2 separate regions of the Homo sapiens genome follow, and region 1 is linked to region 2. Evidence: chromatin contacts called from ENCODE Hi-C or POLR2A ChIA-PET data. All regions are on one chromosome and are shown on one strand. The core of a region is the stretch at or near the end of the contact, and the rest is flanking DNA. Distances in the headings are between cores, read along the strand shown.

Region 1 (4,862 bases), core at 1,775-4,274, 450 kb before region 2:
TTTTGATCCAAGTTACAAAGGGGCAGCTTTAAAACAAATAATTTTCTAGTAGTCAAAACTAACTCAAAGATGAACTGGGGCTCTTTCAAATGACATCACGGTCTCCAGCCTTGGAGGTGCTCAGCTGTTTGTTGACCACGCATGAAGGCATTAGAGAGATTCAAGCCTTGTACAAATTACCTCTCAGGTCTCTAACTTTGAAATCCTCTGCATCTACCTTCAAAAGTATTTTCAGCCGGGCACAGTGGCTCATGCCTCTAATCCCAGCACTCTGGGAGGCCGAAGCAAGCAGATTTCTTTGAGCTCAGGAGTTCAAGACCAGCCTGGGCAACATGGCGAAACCCCATCTCTACAAAAAACAAACAAAAATACAAAAAGGATTTTTTTTTTTTACCATTAATGTGTTGGTTATTATTAAACACCTCTGAAAGTGTTGTCTAATTGAAGTAGACAATGAAATTTCCATGTAAAAATGAAAGCATCCAACTTGGAATATGTAGATAAATCAACAACTTGTAGGAAGAAGGAAACCGAATTTGGTGCCAGAAACCAGGGTTTAAGTCCTGGCTCTTACAGAAGCAGGTTCAATTTCCCTATCTGTAAAATTATGAACTCAGCCTACTTCACACAGTTGCATTGTAGTATGAACTTAAAGCTCATGATACAGAAACATTTATAGAATCCCGAGTCCTAAATAAATGTTTGTTAGCATTAGAGCTCCCACTGCCAAGTTGCTTTTTGGGTTTTGTTTTGCTTAACCATCTTTCTACCTTAGAAAAGGGTGAGAGAGGGGATTGAAAAAACTAGAGGTTTAGATAATTTGAATGCAGTCTGCTGGTTTCAAATCCACAGTTTGAATCAATGGTGGAAAGAAGATTCAGAGGGGAAAAAAAAAAACAACTTTTAAAAATACAAATAAAACAATATAGTGTAACAAGTTCTTATATCGTATTAGGTGTTGTACGTACTGTAGAGATGATTTAAAGTATAGAGGGGAATGTAGATTATATGCAAATACTAGACCATTTTATATCCAGGAATATCAGTGGATTTTGGTATCCACAGGAAGTGGTTCTGGAACTTTTCCACTGCCAATACCAAGGGAAGTCTGTATGAATGATTAAACAGAAAAATCTCTGAAACTTGGATTTATTCCCGGGTTAGTTGCTGATGTCATGTAGTCACTGAAAGTAAGAATGACATTGCTTTTAGAATTCAGCATTAAATACTTCATCTTTTTTCAAGTGGAGAAAAAATATAATGAGCAGAACCCACCTCCACATTTTAATCATTAGGAATAAAAACCACTTACGATGGTTTAAAAATACTACCTAAATAAAAAAGAAAAAGAGGATCTTACTTCTGGGTAATTAATAGCTCAAGATCCTTCTGTTTGTCCCAACCCCTAAGAAAAAAAAAATTATGACTAATCAAGGCTCAAGGAAGCTCAGTCATTTTACAAAAATATTTTAGGTACCTGTTTTGTTTTTTGTTTTTTGTTTTTTGCAAGCAGTTTGCTGGGCATAAAAATAGGACATGAAAATAAATAATGCCTTCGTTTCCTGAAAGCAGGCCTCTAACGTTTCCGGAAGCAGCAGCAATCAACCGGCTGGTGCTATTATTTATGACACGGTCACTTTATTCAAGTAACTATTAAAAAGGAAAGGGCATTCGGGCTCCCATCACTTGGCAATGGGTTTGAGAAAACAAGGATCAGTTTTGACTGTCCAGAATAAGGATCAAAGGGGAAAATATAACTAATACCCACTGCTCTCAGGCCGCAAAAGGAAGAATGCCTCTTGCAATGAGAGGAAATGGCAGTTTCAGATTAGAAAGCAAGCAGAGAGTTCATGGAAAATCTTAGAACATTCTTCCAGGGGATGGCAGACACTTAGCACATAAGCATATCATGTCAGGCAGTGATAAGTGCCAGGGAGAAAAATAATGGGAAGCGGAGATGGAGAGTGGCAAAGCAGGTGTGTGCTCAGTGGGGTGGGCACATTTCAGTAAGGGAATTGGGGAAGGCTCTCCAGGCGGGGGACTTCTGCATGGACCGGATGTGAAACATGTGAAAAACCCTCATGAGAACTGGGGAAAGAGCATTCCACGAGAAGGAAGAGCATGTGCCAAGGTCCTGTAACAGGAATATGAATCGTGGATAGGAACGAAAAGGAGTGACATGGGAGTAGGGGGAAGTGATAGGAGGTGAGGTTAGATATGGTGACGGGAGCAGGGAGGTCTTCCGGGGCTGGTCTTATAGCAATTGAAAGGCACTCGCTTCCATTTATTTTGGTCTCTTCTGAAACAACAGAGACTGGCATGTTGTTTAGCTGGTGTCTTATTCAGAGGGAACCAAGAGTCTAAACTTTAGGTTCTCCCCATGATGTTGGCACTGCTTGTGTCCAAGACATTCAGTAGTTCCTTAAAGACAAACTGACTTCCCTCACCTTGACAAACAGTTCACAAGTCTACTCTCAATTCAGAGTCACCACGGCCATTGCCACTATGCTGCCATCACGCCACCAGACAAATGGTGTTGAACTGGCCCGCTCCTTTGTATCACCTACTGAAGAGTCGAGCAGGAGCATAGTTTTGGTCATCCCGTGCCTGAAGTTAGGCTGCTGGGAGTCAGGGTGAGTGACCTTCTGGATTCTGCAGTGGGAGGTAAGATCTATCTCTTGCCAAGATTCATACAATGGCAGGTACCCCCAACACTGGAAAGGGAAGTTCAGGTGCTGAACTGGCAAAGTAGAGACATTCATTACTCCTGCTTACAGATGCATCTGTTTCCACCTTGGAAAGGGTGGAAGATGTTGCTCTACTTCCCGTTAACTCTTGTCAACATCACACCATCCTCTCTGATCAGCGGACCTGTGCCTACCTTGTTCTTTTTTAAAAAACAAATAGCATTTGTTCTCCAAAAATAACCAATCCAATTAAGCATGACATGACCTGAAGGTCAGGAAATGACTCATGGACTCAGGGGCGAAACCCACACTTTCTGGAACTGAGTTGGACTTGGAGGTGTGCTATGGTGGACTCTAATTATAGAACTCCCCCGGGTGAAAACATGGTCTTGCCAAGGATTGTATTTGCAAATAGATCTGCCATGGTCATGTAATGTACAGTTCTAACTATAAGAAAAGCTCAAGGATAAAGCAGCTTGCAATAAAATAGCACAGCAAATTTAATAATCAGTTCCCTTAAATACTGGGAAACATTATAAATAGCGCTACGTGATGAGTCAGAACTAACCTCATAAATTGAATTTAGAAACTGGTAAGGAATATCTTCTGGGAAATGTGATTCTGTTTCCTTGCATAAAAATAACCACTAGGGAAAAGGTATAATTCCAGGAGAAACCTGGCAAGGTAATTAGAAAGGGTAAATGTAGAATCTGAAGTACCGTATTCCATTGGAGAGCCTGCCTGTAGGGGACAAAATGCATGTTGACAAAACAGGCATAGAACACGCACTCCTGAAAGTGCATGCCACGTGTCAGTGATCATTATAACCTCCCACTCGGAAACCCAGATCCTTCATCCACCCTTCTTTGTCCTGTTTTGTGCCCAACACACGGACATCTATAGACTATTACTGTGGCTGCCTTGTCATCTAGCTTGTATTTAGCTTTGGCAGGTGGGAGGTGCGGGCAGGAAATCTTTGAGTGTGATGAGAGGGCCTCCTGGTGATTCCGCTCCCCACACCTTCCTGGCTTCACTGTGGCTCTGGCAGTGGCTCTTCCTGAGTGCCCTTTTCCCACAGCTCCAGCTTCCACCCCTACTCAGGCTTCTCAGGCCTTGTTCCAGCACACAGCTCTGTGTATAGTCCCTTCCTTAATTTCTTGAAAGTTAAACCTTTTGCAGTGTGCTGCACTGCATTCTGCTGGGACCTTAATTGAAACAGGATCTAGGGTACCCCCAAATCTAGATTTCCAAAGAAGGCAGCAAATATAAATGAGCAAATGCCTAGAAAAATGTAGGCTAAGATCATTAAAGTTTTATCCAATGTATTGAATCGTTACTAAAACATTCAAAATCCATTGGGACTGTGAAGAAAAAATGGATGTGAAAAGAAAATACTCTGAAAAGACTGAGAGTAGCCTAGTCTCAAATTCAGCCTTATACTCAAACCATGTGAACTGAGGCTGGGCTGTTCAGAATGGGTTGATTGGGGGTAACAGTGACTATAGAATGACAACTGGCTACTCCAGAAACTTCTAGTAGCATGAAGAGAGACTTTTCACAGAAATATGGGCATTTCTTGCTATAAATTTCCCTCTTGGAATGGCTTCTGCTGCATCCCATAGGTGTTTGGTACATAGTTGCTATTTGTCTCAAGATTTTTTTGATTTTCTTTTTTATTTCTTCTTTGACCCATGTTGTTTAATTTCTACTTATTTGTGAATTTTCCAAGATTTCTCCTGTTACTGATTTCAAGTTTCACACCATTGTGGTCAGAAAAGATACTTAAGGTAATTTTGATCCCCTGAAATTTGTTTAGATTTGTATTGCAGCCAAACATATGATCCATCCTGGAGAAAGTTCTGTGTGTACTTGAGAAAAATGTGTATCCTGTTGCTGTTGGATGGGATGTTCTGTATATGTCTGTCAGGTCATAAAGTGTAGTTCAAGTCCAATGTTTCCTTATTAATTTTCTGTCTGGATGGTAATCCATTATTGAAAGTGGGGTATTGATGTCCCCTACTATTATTGTATTATAGTTTCTATCTCCCTTCAGATCTATTAATATTTGCTTTATATATTTAGGTGCTTCATTCAATGTTGGATACATTTATAATTATTGTATCCTCTTGATGAATTGACCCTTTCATTGTTATATAATGTCCTTTGTCTCTTTTA
Region 2 (4,620 bases), core at 1,802-4,301:
CTTGAACATCCTGGGGTGCACAAAGAGGAAACACACCTTTCCATTAAATCCATGGCAGACATTCCTAGGAGGCAGAACTTTGGAAAGGCCAATAAGTGAAAATAATATGTTTGTGGAATCAGAGGCATGTTGAATGGGGTTTCAATTGAAAAATGCTATTCAAGCGTTAAGTTTCCAAGCTTAATGCTGCTTTCAAAAAGAGGCTTGGAAACATTACTAAATTTGGTTTACCCTTTCCCCTCCTGTATTCATTCATCTGCTTATTCATTCAGCAAAATTATTTGAGTCCCTATGTGCTAGGCTCTGGAGACTCAGAAATGAATAACTGAGTCCCTACCCTTAGACCTTGTAGGGAAGTAGAGAAATTGAGAGATGGCCATGTTGCACCTAAGAAGGACATTTGCAGTTTCATATCCAAAGTGTTTCAGGAGCTTAGAAGTTCTGGACTTAAATTAGGGGAAGTTCCCAGCCCTTGGTGAGGTGAGGTTTATTCCAACTTACCTGATTAGAAATGCTGGGTTGGAAAGGGCTCTGTAGCCTCACAGACTTGGCTTTAAATCCTGGCTCTGCCTTTGACTGTGGGACCCTGGGGAGACTTCTCATCCCCAAACATCATTGACCTCATGTGTCGGTTTTTAATTCATTCCTCTCAGCTCTGAATTCACCCTTTAATATGTGCCCTGTACTAACGAAATTCCATTATTCTTCTTTAAAGTAAGCACAGTATTACGCTTTCTCAGCAGAAGGCACTGGAAGGACACTGCAGGAGGAAGAGAATTCCTGTCATTTCAGCATTGGTGGAGTTGGAGAGCCTGTGGTCATCCTGCCTCAGCCATGGGCCCCAGAACGTGGTCATCTGCAACCTTGTAGCCTTAGTGTAGTGATACCCTTTCTGCTGCCCTCTCTCTTTGGAACCCAGAGCCCCGCATGGCCCCCAGCTCTTAAAGCCTCCTGCCTGTATCAACGCACAGACTGCCTCCACAAGCTCCTGTGTGGTCTACACATAGCCGCCTGAGGTCTGGTGCACAGAGCACTTGTTCCCTCTGTGACTTAGTCCGTTTTCTTTACTTGTAACAAAATACCTGAAACTGGGAAATTTATAAAGAAAAGAAATGTATTTCTTACAGCTCTGGAGACTGAGAAGTCCCAGGCAGAGGGCCTGCATCTTGTGCAGGCCTTATTGCTGCTGGGGACTCTCTGCAGAGTCCCAAGGCAGAGCAGGGCATCACATGGCGAGGGGGCTAAGCACGCTCTATGCCACCTCAGGTCTCTGTTCCTCTTCTTATGAAGCCTCCAGGTCCCCTCCCTTGATAACGTATCAATCCTTCAGCCCATTAATTCATTAATCCATAAATGGATTAATCCCTCTATGAGGGCAGAGCTCCCATGATTCAATCGCCTCTTAAAGGCCCCACCCATCAGTATTGCCACACTGGGGATTAAGTTTCAATATGAGTTTTGAGTGGACATTCAAACTAGCACTCTGCAAACTCCTGACCCACACCACATGTAGCCCACAAGCTCTGAAGGCTTCAGCCCCTGTGACCACCCATGCCCAGACTCCCCTGCACACCCACGCCACTGCATGCTGACCACCTACTCCTGGCCTGCACTTGGAAGGGAGGTCTATTGCTTTTCTCGGCAATTCCAGGCCAGCTCTGGTCTGGATGCACCAGTGAACTTCTGTGCTATCTGGTGGCCTAACCACACCTTCTCCAAGTAGGTCTAAACCTCTTCCAACTTTGTCCTTCCTTGGTACTTTCCCTTACCTAGAGTACTATAGACAGTTTCCTTATACCTTATAGCACTCTTCTATCACAGTCAATAGTTCTTTATATTGAACTTCTCTTATATAACCTACTGTGTGGTTTCTATGATTGGACCTAGGCTATTCATCTCATCAGTAAAGAAGAGATGATAACATCTTTTTCTCAGATTTATTTTACGGATCAGATGAGAAAACCCTCATAAAGCTCATAGCTCAAGGCTCTGCCTGTCAGAGCTCCCCAACTTCCTCTTTTCCTGAGCTACTGCTGTTTTTTCACAGAGAAGAAGGAAAATTAGTATCAGTGAGTGAGTGCCTTCTGGGCACCAGGCAATATGTCAGGCACTTGACAAGATGGTGCAGACATGCATGTGGTTAGTCTTAGAGGAGGAGACAGAGGGTCAGAGAAGCTAAAGAGGTTACCCGTGGTCATGCATGCTATATCCAATTAAGCTGGGCTACAAACGCTGGTTGCTAGTCCTCCAAGTCCACGCACCACACACTATGTTGGGCTTACTCCTAGAGCCCCAAACACTCCTTTTTTCACTTGAATGAGTACAATTTCCCTACATAAGGAAATTGTGTCAGCACTCACTCGAAGTTTCAGCACTCATTCTATGCTGAGAATAGGTGCACAGCAGAAGAATCATTTGCTAGCATTCTTTTGTAATGACTTAACTAAGAAATCTCCTCCTAAAAGAAAGGTCTGACTCATTGGGAAGGTGTGAGTCTGTGGTTTCCCTTTCTCTGTGAGCTGGCCTCTGGATGAGAACCGAGGAGCCTGCTCTTGAAACTGATGCCGTAAGCAAGTACAAATATGAACTGGGCTGTTAAAGGCTTCACTTCAAAAAAAACCCCATTGGTTAAAATCAAATTTATGGAATTGCTTATCAGCAGCGGGCCAGTTGTACGGTTTGTTGCTTCAACGTAACTTCCACAGGCCAGCAATCTCTGTTATGTTCATTGATGTTTCCCAGCTGCCTAGAACAGTGCCTGGTATAAAGTAGATGGTCACTAAATGTGTGTCAAATGTATGAATTTACACGGTCAAGGATTCAACCAATTTTTTTACATGTGGAGATTCACTAGGGTATTTTGAAGTAGAATTTTAATTTAAAAGTAAGAGGGGCGATATGGTTTGGATCTGTGTCTCTACCAAATCTTGCACTGAGATGTAATCCCCAATGTTGGAGGTGGGGCCCAGTGGGAGGTGATTGGATGATGCGGGTGGTTCCTCATGAATGGCTTAGCGCCATCTCCTGGTACTGGTCTCGTGACAATGAGTGAGTTCTTGTGAGATCTGGTTGTTTAAAAGTGTGCGGCACCTCCCCCTTGCTCGCTCTTGGTCCTGCTCCTGTCGGGCAAGATGTGGGCTTCAGCTTTGCCATCTGCCATGAGTAAAGTTCCCTGAGGCCTCTCCAGAAGCAGTTGCCACCATACTTCCTGTATAGCCGGTGGAACCGTGAGCCAATTACACCTCTTTCATTTATAAATTACCCAGTCTCAGGTATTTATAGCAGTGCAAGAACTGACTAATACAAGAGGAAAGGTGCAAATAAATCTCAATGGAATATGATTATTTTGTAAATCACGGCATGATACTATGATGATCTATTCCAGTGACCAAGCTCATCCTAATGAAAACTTGTCCTGTGTTTAATTCTCTTCAGAGGTCAGTCTCTTCTAGGTACCCGCTTATTACTTTGCTGATGTAATAGTAATCAATCACGGAAGAATAAAGGTACCATCCCAGTAAATATCATAGTAACTTTTTAACTGAAGCCCTTTGGAAAAAATTGCCCAGTGCCTGACAGAGAATTCTGCACATGACAGCTACTCCATAAATGTCTGTTGACACTGATGATACTGTGATAATACCAGGACCTTAAAATAAGGGACTGACATAGGTAGTGGAAATGCAGGCAGGATAGAAAGGCCGGAGAGAGGGGTGGTGGTGCTTTTGATGGGGCAGTCTCTCTATACATTTCACATAATGACCAGGAAGTTCCCCATGTTTTCTGTGCTTAATGACTCAGTCTATTTGTGCTATAGCATATTCTTAAAAGGCTGAACCAAAATACCAAACCAGAAAAGTACTCTTTACATGTGTTACAGATATTGAGGTATAGAGAGGAAAGCATATGCACATCAAACTCTTTTAAAAAAATACCTTATCCCTTATTTCCCAGAAATGATATTTCTTCTTTTTAATAAAGAAGAAAAAGGGATATAGAAAGGGAATAAATATACTTTTCTTTCCGGGAACACCAGGATAACCAGTAGTGCTTAGGGTTCAAAGTCTCTTTTAAAATGGGGTTGTTGCAAAGTCAGGAGCAGATGAAAGTTCAAACCCTTTCAAGTGTAGAGCTTTAATGGGTGAAGTTGGCTACAGCTGTCTCAACTGGTACATGGTTCATTCATTTATTCATTCTCTCAACAAACACTTAGTAAGCATCTACCGCATGCTAATCGCTATAACAGGCCTTCACTAGAACACAGAATGGGAGCTCCTTGTAGATGAGCATTTGCCTGTCTTGTATCCCCATTATCTAAAACACTCCCTAGTACTTTGGAGGCATTCACTAAATATTTGTTGAAAAGATTAAGTAGTCCTAGCCCTCATGGAGTTTATATTAAATTTCTTTCTTGTTTAGTTAGCATTTTTATGCCCATCAAATATGAGTTAAATGAACCTCAAAGTAGCTTTAAAAGAGAAAATGAGAGATGCATGACTGACAGGCTGTAAGCAGCCTGGGGGAAGTGTGGAAAGAGGTGTGATTATGCTGTTGTCCTGCTTCCCACGGGCAGTACATACAGGGATTGACCACAAGGTAGTAAGACTGACTGTCATGTAT

Evidence for each region. A loop is a pair of places that touch in the nucleus more often than their neighbours do. ChIA-PET counts read pairs that join two places held with the same protein, here RNA polymerase II (POLR2A). Pooled maps may share reads with other maps.
Region 1: a loop to region 2 is called in a map with no recorded cell type, with 2.9 times the contacts of the local background. The contact joins two enhancer-like sites. A Hi-C loop is called at or near these places in 5 of 37 single-sample maps with no recorded cell type and 4 of 50 pooled maps. POLR2A ChIA-PET finds 5 or more read pairs at or near these places in 2 of 52 experiments (GM12878 and activated T-cell).

What each region holds. Positions count from the first base shown.
Region 1 is chr18:58,989,718-58,994,579 of GRCh38, reverse strand. No RefSeq gene overlaps it. Among named protein-coding and RNA genes, the nearest start is that of ZNF532, 130 kb to the right of the region's middle. Within about 2 kb of position 3,024, at least 9 of the 41 ENCODE cell types and tissues checked have a DNase peak (open chromatin) inside an H3K27ac peak, as active enhancers do.
Region 2 is chr18:58,539,767-58,544,386 of GRCh38, reverse strand. All of the region lies in intron 4 of ALPK2 (alpha kinase 2), which reads left to right. Among named protein-coding and RNA genes, the nearest start is that of ALPK2-AS1, 15 kb to the left of the region's middle. RefSeq lists an enhancer at 3,149-3,228. Within about 2 kb of position 3,051, at least 6 of the 41 ENCODE cell types and tissues checked have a DNase peak (open chromatin) inside an H3K27ac peak, as active enhancers do.